Regions from separate parts of the Homo sapiens genome. Here region 1 is linked to region 2. A link is an interaction called in ENCODE POLR2A ChIA-PET data of the cell type or tissue named here. Cell type or tissue: Panc1. All regions are shown on one strand. Links, peaks and the distances in the headings refer to the core of each region. The heading gives the core; the rest is flanking DNA. Region 1 overlaps TOX2 (TOX high mobility group box family member 2). Region 2 overlaps MYBL2 (MYB proto-oncogene like 2).

What was found. Peaks named below come from ENCODE experiments on the same cell type or tissue, not always from the same donor. Only the 100,000 strongest peaks of a DNase experiment are listed, where the experiment ranks them.
Region 1: POLR2A ChIA-PET joins it to region 2 with 5 read pairs; 2 of 35 experiments call an interaction of 5 or more read pairs at or near these places.

Annotation. Positions count from the first base shown.
Region 1 is chr20:44,022,743-44,027,137 of GRCh38, forward strand. All of the region lies in intron 3 of TOX2 (TOX high mobility group box family member 2), which reads left to right. Among named protein-coding and RNA genes, the nearest start is that of TOX2, 110 kb to the left of the region's middle. In Panc1, for the core only: no CTCF peak of the experiment used is centred there; no DNase peak of the experiment used is centred there; H3K27ac peaks cover 614 bases.
Region 2 is chr20:43,695,254-43,699,648 of GRCh38, forward strand. All of the region lies in intron 6 of MYBL2 (MYB proto-oncogene like 2), which reads left to right. Among named protein-coding and RNA genes, the nearest start is that of GTSF1L, 30 kb to the right of the region's middle. In Panc1, for the core only: no CTCF peak of the experiment used is centred there; no DNase peak of the experiment used is centred there.

The sequences.
Region 1 (4,395 bases), core at 241-4,240, 330 kb after region 2:
TACTTACCTCTGTGCCCATGAAACCAAAGCTCCTCCATGGGCAGGACCTGCCTTCGTTAGAAATTAGCTTAGTGACCCCTGAGTGGGGTGTCCTTGGGATCCACCCTCCACCCCAAGCAGGTCCTCAGTGTGTTTCTATCAAACAGGTACAATTTTTCTCCCAGAGACAGATTCTAGTTGTACATTAGTTGGAGTCTACCAAGAAACAGGCACCAGACGGGATTAGATATGTAAGAGGAGAGAGAGAGGGAAAGGGAGGTGGGGGGAGGAAGAGAAGGCCAGAGGAGGGGGGAAGCTTCAGACCATGATATAGGTCTGAAACCAGAGGGAAAAAGGATGGGAAGGAGGGAGGAAAGGGAAGAAAGAAGGAAGGAAGTGAGGTAGGAGGGAAAGATAGAGGAAGGAAGGGACAGAAGGGAAGGAAGGAAGGGATCCCAGCACTTTGGGAGGCCGAGGCGAGCAGATCACCTGAGGTCAGGAGTTCAAGGCCAGCCTGGCCAACATGGTGAAACCCTGCCTCTACTAAAACAACAAAAATTTAGCTGGATGTGGTGGTGAACACCTGTAATCCCAGCTACTTGGGAGGCTGAGGCAGGAGAATTACTTGAACTTGGGAGGCAGAGTTTGCAATGAGCCAAGATCGCACCACTGCATTCCAGTCTGGGTGACAGAGCTAGACTTTATCTCAGAAAAAAAAAAAAAAAAAAAGGAGGGAAAGAAGGACTGACTGGATAGGAAGATCTGGGTAGCAAGGACTGGACAGGAAGCATCTTGGACTGCATCAGTTTTAAGAAAGATTGGCCAGGCCAATGGGGAGTCCTCAAACCAAAGCTGCCCATCAGAAGAGCTGCACACCTTCCCCAAATGGACCTGCCTTAAGCACCAATGTGTTCAGACACTGACTGGGCGTGACCACAGGCCAGCGTGGCCTGGGAGGCGCATGCTCAGGGAGCCGAGGAGCTGCAGCTGGTGCTCTCAGCATCAGTGCCACCTGGCACAGAAGGTCTGAGTCCCACATTTTGGTGGCCAGCACAGTCCATCCCTTTTGCCACACAGCTCTGCTTCTCATGCAGGACAGTGAGCAGCACCTCCACGTCCCGTGGGCCCTCACTTCTGCAGGGAAACTTAACAAATGACAACCTCATTGCTGCCTCTGGTCTTGGGGCTGCCACCAGCACTCACCCCCTTCCCTCCTTCCTCAGCCACATCCCCTCTCCCTTAGCCCGTCCCCTCTCTGATCCGGTGGTGGCTTTTTATAAGATAGCTTTATCATACTTCTGTATTGAGGTTCCACTATCTTTATAAGATGACTATTACACTGAGTTCTCCTGAGTAATCTACTACACTGAGATCTCATACTTCTGTATTGAGGTTATACCATCTTCCTAAGATGATTATTACATTGAGCTCTATACGGTTATTACCATGGAGTTGTATATAGTATTACCTTATCTCTTTTATGGTCTTCGTATCTATAATTACACCCTGATTCATAATGCTAAAGTCATATATTGGTGGTTTCTCCCTCTCTTTTCTGTTCACCTTTACCCAGGGTTTATCCATCTTATTGCTTTATCTACATTGTTTTATTCATTTTATTCAGAGGACTAAGCATCAGAGTTGTGTTCCAATTCTCTTACTTTTCTTTCTCTTAATGTTTTCCCTCTTTATGAATCCCTTCTTTCTTTTTGTAGATGTTTACATTTTTTATTTTGAATTCTTTAGTTCATTTACTTTTATTGTTTATTGTTTAATAATAAAAAGTTTATGGCTGTACATTTTTTCTTAGTATGGCTTTGGCTGCATCTATAAATTTTGAAATGAAGTCTTCTTACATCTTTTACTTTCTTCCCAAAGCATAGCTTTGTGGATTTGATTTTTAAAAAATGGCACATGTTCACTGTGAAAAAAAAATTAAACCAACAAATACAAAGAAGTAAAAATTGTTAAAACTGCACCATCCACAAATAATCATTATTAACCCAACCATTTACTAAGTATCTTTTCAGTCTTATCTTTGTGCATTATACACAAAGATAATATATACAATAATATATACAATATACAAAGATATACAATATACAAAGATAATATACACAATATATAAAAATATGTACAAAATTTACATACATGGGACCCGAATGTGATGCCTTTTCCTGTACTTTCCAGTGTGTTCTATTGGAGCAGTTCTAGGACCTGCCAATTTTCTGCAACAGTGTATCATGTGTATACTTCCACGTGCATAATTACAGGTCTTGCTCTTCCTTTTAGTGGCTAGATAACATTCCATCATATGGGTGTTTCATCATGTACTTAACCTTCTGTTGATGGACATTTAGGCTATTTCTGATCTTTTCTATTATAAACTCTCTTGGGATGGGTTCTTTGGGAGTGGTGAAAAGGATTTTTTAAAAAATTTTATTATTATTATATTTTGAGGGTGGGATCTCAGGAGAGGGAGGGAGAGATGTTAAGGCAGACAGAGAAGTTTCCCTTGGATGCGTCGAGCCTCTGCCTGCCCCCAGGGGTGTTCTGGAGCATAAATTGCACCACACAGTTGATCCCATCATAGGGTAAAGGGGTAGCCTTTGCACCCCCATGTCCATTCGTCGTTGGCCAGAGATTGGGGGATGGAGTGACCTCCTGGGGCTGCAGTACCTGTTGGCAAGTGGTGTCCTCTGAAGAAGGGGGCAGCTGAGAGCCTTCACCAACCGATGTTCCCAGCAGCTGGGGGACAGGTTGCTGCTCCAGTGAAGGGGGCCCAGGAAGGGGCCAAGAACTTCTGCATCAGCTGCACCCCCACTCATGGTGCCAGAGATATCAGAGTTCTCCCCCTCATGTCAGCACTGAATTTTGTAGAACTTTTTAAAAATCTGAACTAATCCTATGTGTGAAAAATGTTATTTTCTCCCCTCCCACCACATGTCTGGATCCTTGGGAGGAATGAGTTACAGCTTCCCCCACTCTCAGAAAGAACCCAGATCCTCAGTGGAGGAGTAATTTGATGCCATCAGGAGAGCAGGGACCTTGGGGCTGGAAGATTCCAGCTCAAGCCCCAGCTCTATCCTGGGCAATCTTCTTCACCCTTTCAGCCTCAGCTTTCTCATCTGTAAAAAATGGTAACCATCATAGCGCCTGCCTCAGAGGAGGGATGTGAGGATAAATGAGGAGCCATTTGTGGAGCCTTCCAAACTGTTTACAGGTTGAGAGGCCCTAAAGCTCCTGGCGGGGTGGGGTGGGGACACATAGTCCTCTGACGTGGCCATGGAGTCCTGGGTAGGGGGAACTCTGATCTTTAAGCCAGCTTGGATTCTAAGATGGCCTGTTGCCTTGAACGGCTGTACCTGATTGGTCAACATTTGGCCATTGCCCAAAAGGGGCTGGGGATAATGACTTCTTTCCGCGTGATTATAGCAGCACAATTCACAATTGCAAAATGTGGAACCAACCCAAATGCCCATCGATCGAGTGGATAAAGAAACTGTGATATATATATATATATATATAGACACACACACACACAATGGAATACTACTCAGCCATAAAAAGGAATGAATTAATGGCATTTGCAGCAACCTGGGTGTGATTGGAGACTATTATTCTAAGTGAAGTAACTCAGGAATGGAAAACCAAACATCGTATATTCTCACTCATAAGTGGGAGCTAAGCTATGAGGATGCAAAGACATAAGAATGACTCAATGGACTTTGGGGACTCAGGGAGAAAGGGTGGGAAGAGGGGGAAAAAGAAGATAAACAGCATATTTTGAACTAAAAATTACTCCTTGATATTAATAGTGGGCATTCCTCTTAAATTATGGATTAAAAAAACCCTAGGAATTTGTTTTACCTCAAAAATAAAATAAACCGTAATAAACCTAAAAAGGGGGTGCTGGAGAGCAGGAAATGTGTGGCTTCTTCTGCCTCCCTGACACTGTCTCAGGCCAGACCTCCCCACACCCCCTTCATCAATTAAATTGTGGTAAATTAGGCGGTAGGAACCACCCCAGAACTCCAAGTCCTTCTGTGCCTCAGGTCCACTGTGTGACCTCAGGGCTGGTTCTGACCCTCTCTGGGCCTCCTTCCTTCTTCTGTGGGGTGAGGCCACTGAGCCCCATCCCTGAGCACCCACAACTCTCCTGGGAAAGGATCTGGGAAGCTTTTCCTGCCGCCTCCTCCCCACCTTGGGCATTTCAGTCTCGGCTTAACCAGCCACTTCAACACAGGCAACACTTTTCTCGAGAGTTCATAAAAACATGTAAACACGGGTGAGGATACAAAATATTGAGCGGCGAGGCAGTAAAACACGGCAGTGTTTGTTGTGTTAACTGAATATTCATGAGCTGACTGTTTAAATTACAGTTCACAACTGTTGCAGGGCCTGATGAATAATTTA
Region 2 (4,395 bases), core at 66-4,065:
TGGTCTTGAACTCCTGACCTCAGGTGATCCACCTGCCTCAGCCTCTCAAAGTGCTAGGATTGCAGGCATGAGCCACCATGCCGGGCCTGTGTTGATTTCAGCCTTACCCGTGTCTCTCCAATGTGGTCTTTCTGGTGTGCTATTTATTTAACTAGTTTCTTACTGATGTAGATAAGGGTATTACTGGTTTTTTGTTATTAGAGATAAAACTCTTAACAGTCACCCTTGTGGCCAAATGACTGCTTCTTTGTGCAGTTATTTCTTGAGAAATTCCTAGAGATGGACAAATATATTTGGTGGTGGGGGGAACCCTTTTGGCTGAGTATGGTGGCTCATTCCTGTAATCCCAGCACTTTGTGAGGCCAAGTTGGGAGGATTCCTTGAGGCCAGGAGTTTGTGACCAGTCTGGGCAACATAGGGAGACTGTCTTTACAAAAAAAAAAAAAAGCTGGTGCGGTGGCACACACCTGTAGTTCCAACTACTTTGGAGCCTGGGGCAGGAAGTTCACTTGAGCCCAGTATTTCAACAGAGTGAGACTCTGTCTTTGAAAAAGCAAACAGGCCAGGCGTCATGGCTTACACCTGTAATCTCAGCACTTTGGGAGGCTGAGGTGGGCGTGGTGACACAGGCTTGTAATCCCAGCTACTCGGGAGGCTGAGGCACGATAATTGAGAATCCACTTGAACTGGCGTGGCGGAGGTTGCAGTGAGCCGAGTTCGCACTGCTGCACTCCAGCCTTGGGTGACAGCAAGACTCTGTCTTAAAAAGAAAAGAAAAAAAACCTCTTAATACATTTTGTTAGATTGCTGCCAGAAGAATTTTGCATGTTAATTCGTGTATGGGACCACTCCCAACTTCTCCACTCACTGGTCAGTGCTTGCTATTATAAAATTGTTTCCTCTGCTTCAGAAGTAATGCGTGATCATTGCAAAAACTTAACAACTTTATAGAATTGGGCAATGCAGAAGGTTGAGCCTGCTCATCTCAACTTTTTTTTTTTTTTGAGACGGAGTTTTGCTCTTGTTGCCCAGGCTGGAGTGCAGTGGTATGATCTTGGCTCACCGCAACCTCCGCCTCCCGGGTTCAAGCGATTCTCCTGCCTCAGCCTGCCGAGTAGCTGGGATTACAAGCATGTGCCACCATGCCTGGCTAATTGGGGTTTCTCCATGTTGGTCAGGCTGGTCTCAAACTCCTGACCTCAGGTGATCTGCCCACCTTGGCCTCCCAAAATACTGGGATTACAGGCGTGAGCCACCACACCAGGCTTAAAATTAGACGATGTCTTACTCTTTTACAACTTTCTTTTTCTATTTAACATATCGTTCCATGTTGTTATGTGTATTCAGATCTCCAACATTCCTGAATTTGCCGTATCTTATTTAACCATTATATTGTCAAACATCTGTTACTATTTCCATCAATGCTATAATGATCATCATTGTTCAGTTTCTTTGTACATTTGCTGAACTGTGTGGTTGATTTTTTTGTTTTTAGATGGGGTCTCACTCTGTTGCCAGGCTGGAGTGCAGTGGTGTGACCTTGGCTCACTGCAACCTCCGCCTCCCGGGTTGAAGTGATTCTCCTGCCTCAGCCTCCTGAGTAGCTGGGATTACAGGCATGCAGCACCATGCCCAGCTAATTTTTGTATTTTTAGTAGAGATGGGGTTTCACCATGTTGGCCAGGATGGTCTCGATTTCTTGACCTCGTGATCTCCCCGCCTCAGTCTCCCAAAGTGCTGGGATTACAGGCGTGAGCCACTGCGCCCGGCCGGTTGATTTTATAGATGTGGAATGATTGGGTAAAATAGTGTGGACATTTGAAGTTTTCATAAGCATTGCCGAATTGCTGCCAAAGGGATTGTACTGTTTAATCCTGCTATAGGTGGTATATAGGACTGCTTGTTTCCAGCCTTATTGTCAATACCGGCTATGGTTATATGAAAAAAAATCTTTGCCAGTTTTAATGAGCAACAAATGCATTATCATGTTCTTATTTTGATTGAATTACTTTGGAGTTGATCTTTTTTTTTTCAGCTTTATTAAAATATAATTGACAAATAAATTGCATATATTGACCAGGGGCGGTGGCTCATGCCTGTATTCCCAGCACTTTGGGAGGCTGAAGTGGGCGGATCACTTGAGGCTAGGAGTTTGAGGCCAGCCTGGCCAATACGGTGAAACCCCATCTCTACTAAAAATATAAAAAATTAACCGGGTGTGGTGGTGCACGCCTGTAGTCCCAGCTGCTCAGGAGGCTGAGGCATGAGAATCACCTGAACCTGGGAGGTGGAGGTTGCAGTGAGCTGAGAGTGTGCCTCTGCACGCCAGCCTGGGTAACAGCAAGACTCTGTCTCAAAAAACAACAAGGGCTGGGCGCAATGGCTCACGCCTGTAATCCCAGCACTTTGGGAGGCTGAGGCAGGCGGATCACGAGGTCAGGAGATGGAGACCATCCTGGCTAGCATGGTGAAACCCCATCTCTACTAAAAATACAAAAAAGAACCCAAAAAATTAACCGGTCATGGTGGCGGGCACCTGTAGTCCCAGCTACTAGGGAGGCTGAGGCAGGAGAATGGCGTGAACCTGGGAGGTGGAGCTTGCAGTGAGCCGAGATCGCGCCACTGCATTTCAGCCTGGGCAACAGAGTGAGACTCCATCTCAAAAAAAAAAAAAAAAAATTGCGTGTATTTATGGTGTGCAATGTGATGTTTTGATTCATTGTTTTGGTTTTCATTTCTTTTACTATTAATGAGGGTGAGTAACAAATTACCCCTTAATTTGTTAATTTGTTATTTGGCTTGGTTGTCTTTTTTTTTTTTTTTTTTTATCTTGTTACTGGTTTGTACATTTTATTTGTATATTAAGGATGCTACTCCTTTATCATGTAGTAACTATTTTTTCCCAGTTTGGTAGCTTTTTTTCTTTATTTTATAAAGGTATAATTTACATACAATAAAATTCACTTTTTGTTTGTTCGTTTGTTTTATAGAGATGGGGTTTGCCCAGGCTGGTCTCGAACTCCTGGGCTCAAGGGATCTGTCTGCCTTGGCCTCCCAAAGTGTTGGGATTACAGGTGTGAGCCACCACGCCCCGCATATTTTTTTTTTTTTTTTTTTTTTTTTTTTTTTTTTTTTTTTTTTTGAGACAGAGTCTCGTTCTGTAGCCCAGGCTGGAGTGCAGTGGCGCAGTCTCGGCTCACTGCAAGCTCCATCTTCCGGGTTCACACCATTCTCCTGCCTCAGCCTCTCAAGTAGCTGGAACTACAGGCGCCTGCCACCACACCTGGCTAATTTTTTGTATTTTTAGTAGAGATGGGGTTTCACCGTGTTAGCCAGGATGGTCTCGATCCTCCTGACCTTGTGATCCGCCCGTCTCGGCCTCCCAATGTGCTGGGATTACAGGCGTGATTTTTTTTTTTTTTTTTTTTTTAAATGAGCAGGGTCTTGCTCTGTACCCCAGACTGTAGTGCAGTGGCGTGATCATAGCTCACTGCAACCTTGAACTCATGAACTCAAGGGGTCCTCTTGCCTGAGCTTTTCAGAGTTCTGGGATTACAGGTGTGAGCCGCCACACCCAGCCCCCTCCCCCCTCCCTTTTTTTTTTATTAGAGTCTTGTTGTGTTGCCCAGGCTGGAGTGCAGTGGTGTGATCATAGCCCATTGCAACCTTGAATTCAGGAACTCAAGGGACCCAATTGCCTCAGCCTCCCAAAGTGCTAGAGTTACAGGCATAAGCCACTGTACCTGGTCTTTTTATTTTTTAATGTTTATTAAGCATTAAAAATTTATTTTTTAATTTTTTTGAGACAGAGTTTTGCTCTTGTTACCTAGGCTGTAGTGCAATGGTGCGATCTCAGCTCACTGCAACCTCTGCCTCCCAGGTTCAAGCAATTCTCCTGCCTCAGCCTCCCGAGTAGCTAGGATTACAGGTGCCTGCCACCACACCTGGCTAATTTTGTTTTGTTTTGTTTTTAGTAGAGACAGGGTTTCACCATGTTGGCCAGGCTGATCTCGAACTCTTGACCTCAGGTGATCCACCAGCCTCGACCTCCCAAAGTGTTGGGATTACAGGCGTGAGCCTCTGCACCCAACCTCTGTGTATTACTTCTTTCATCTGAGCCATTTGAGAGTTAGTTATGTAGCATAGATTCCTAAGAATAAGGCCATTTGCTTACATAACCACAATAAAGTTATATTCAATCCAGGGAATTTAAGCCTAATTCAGGATCTTTATCTACAGTTTATATTCCATTTTTCCCTGTCCATGATGCAGTCTAAGACCAGACATTGCATTTAGTTGTCCTATCCCTTTAGTCAGCCTTTCTTAGTGTCATGATGTTGACATTTTGGAAGTATATGGTATGGCTAATTATTCTGTAGAATGTTTCTCTATTTG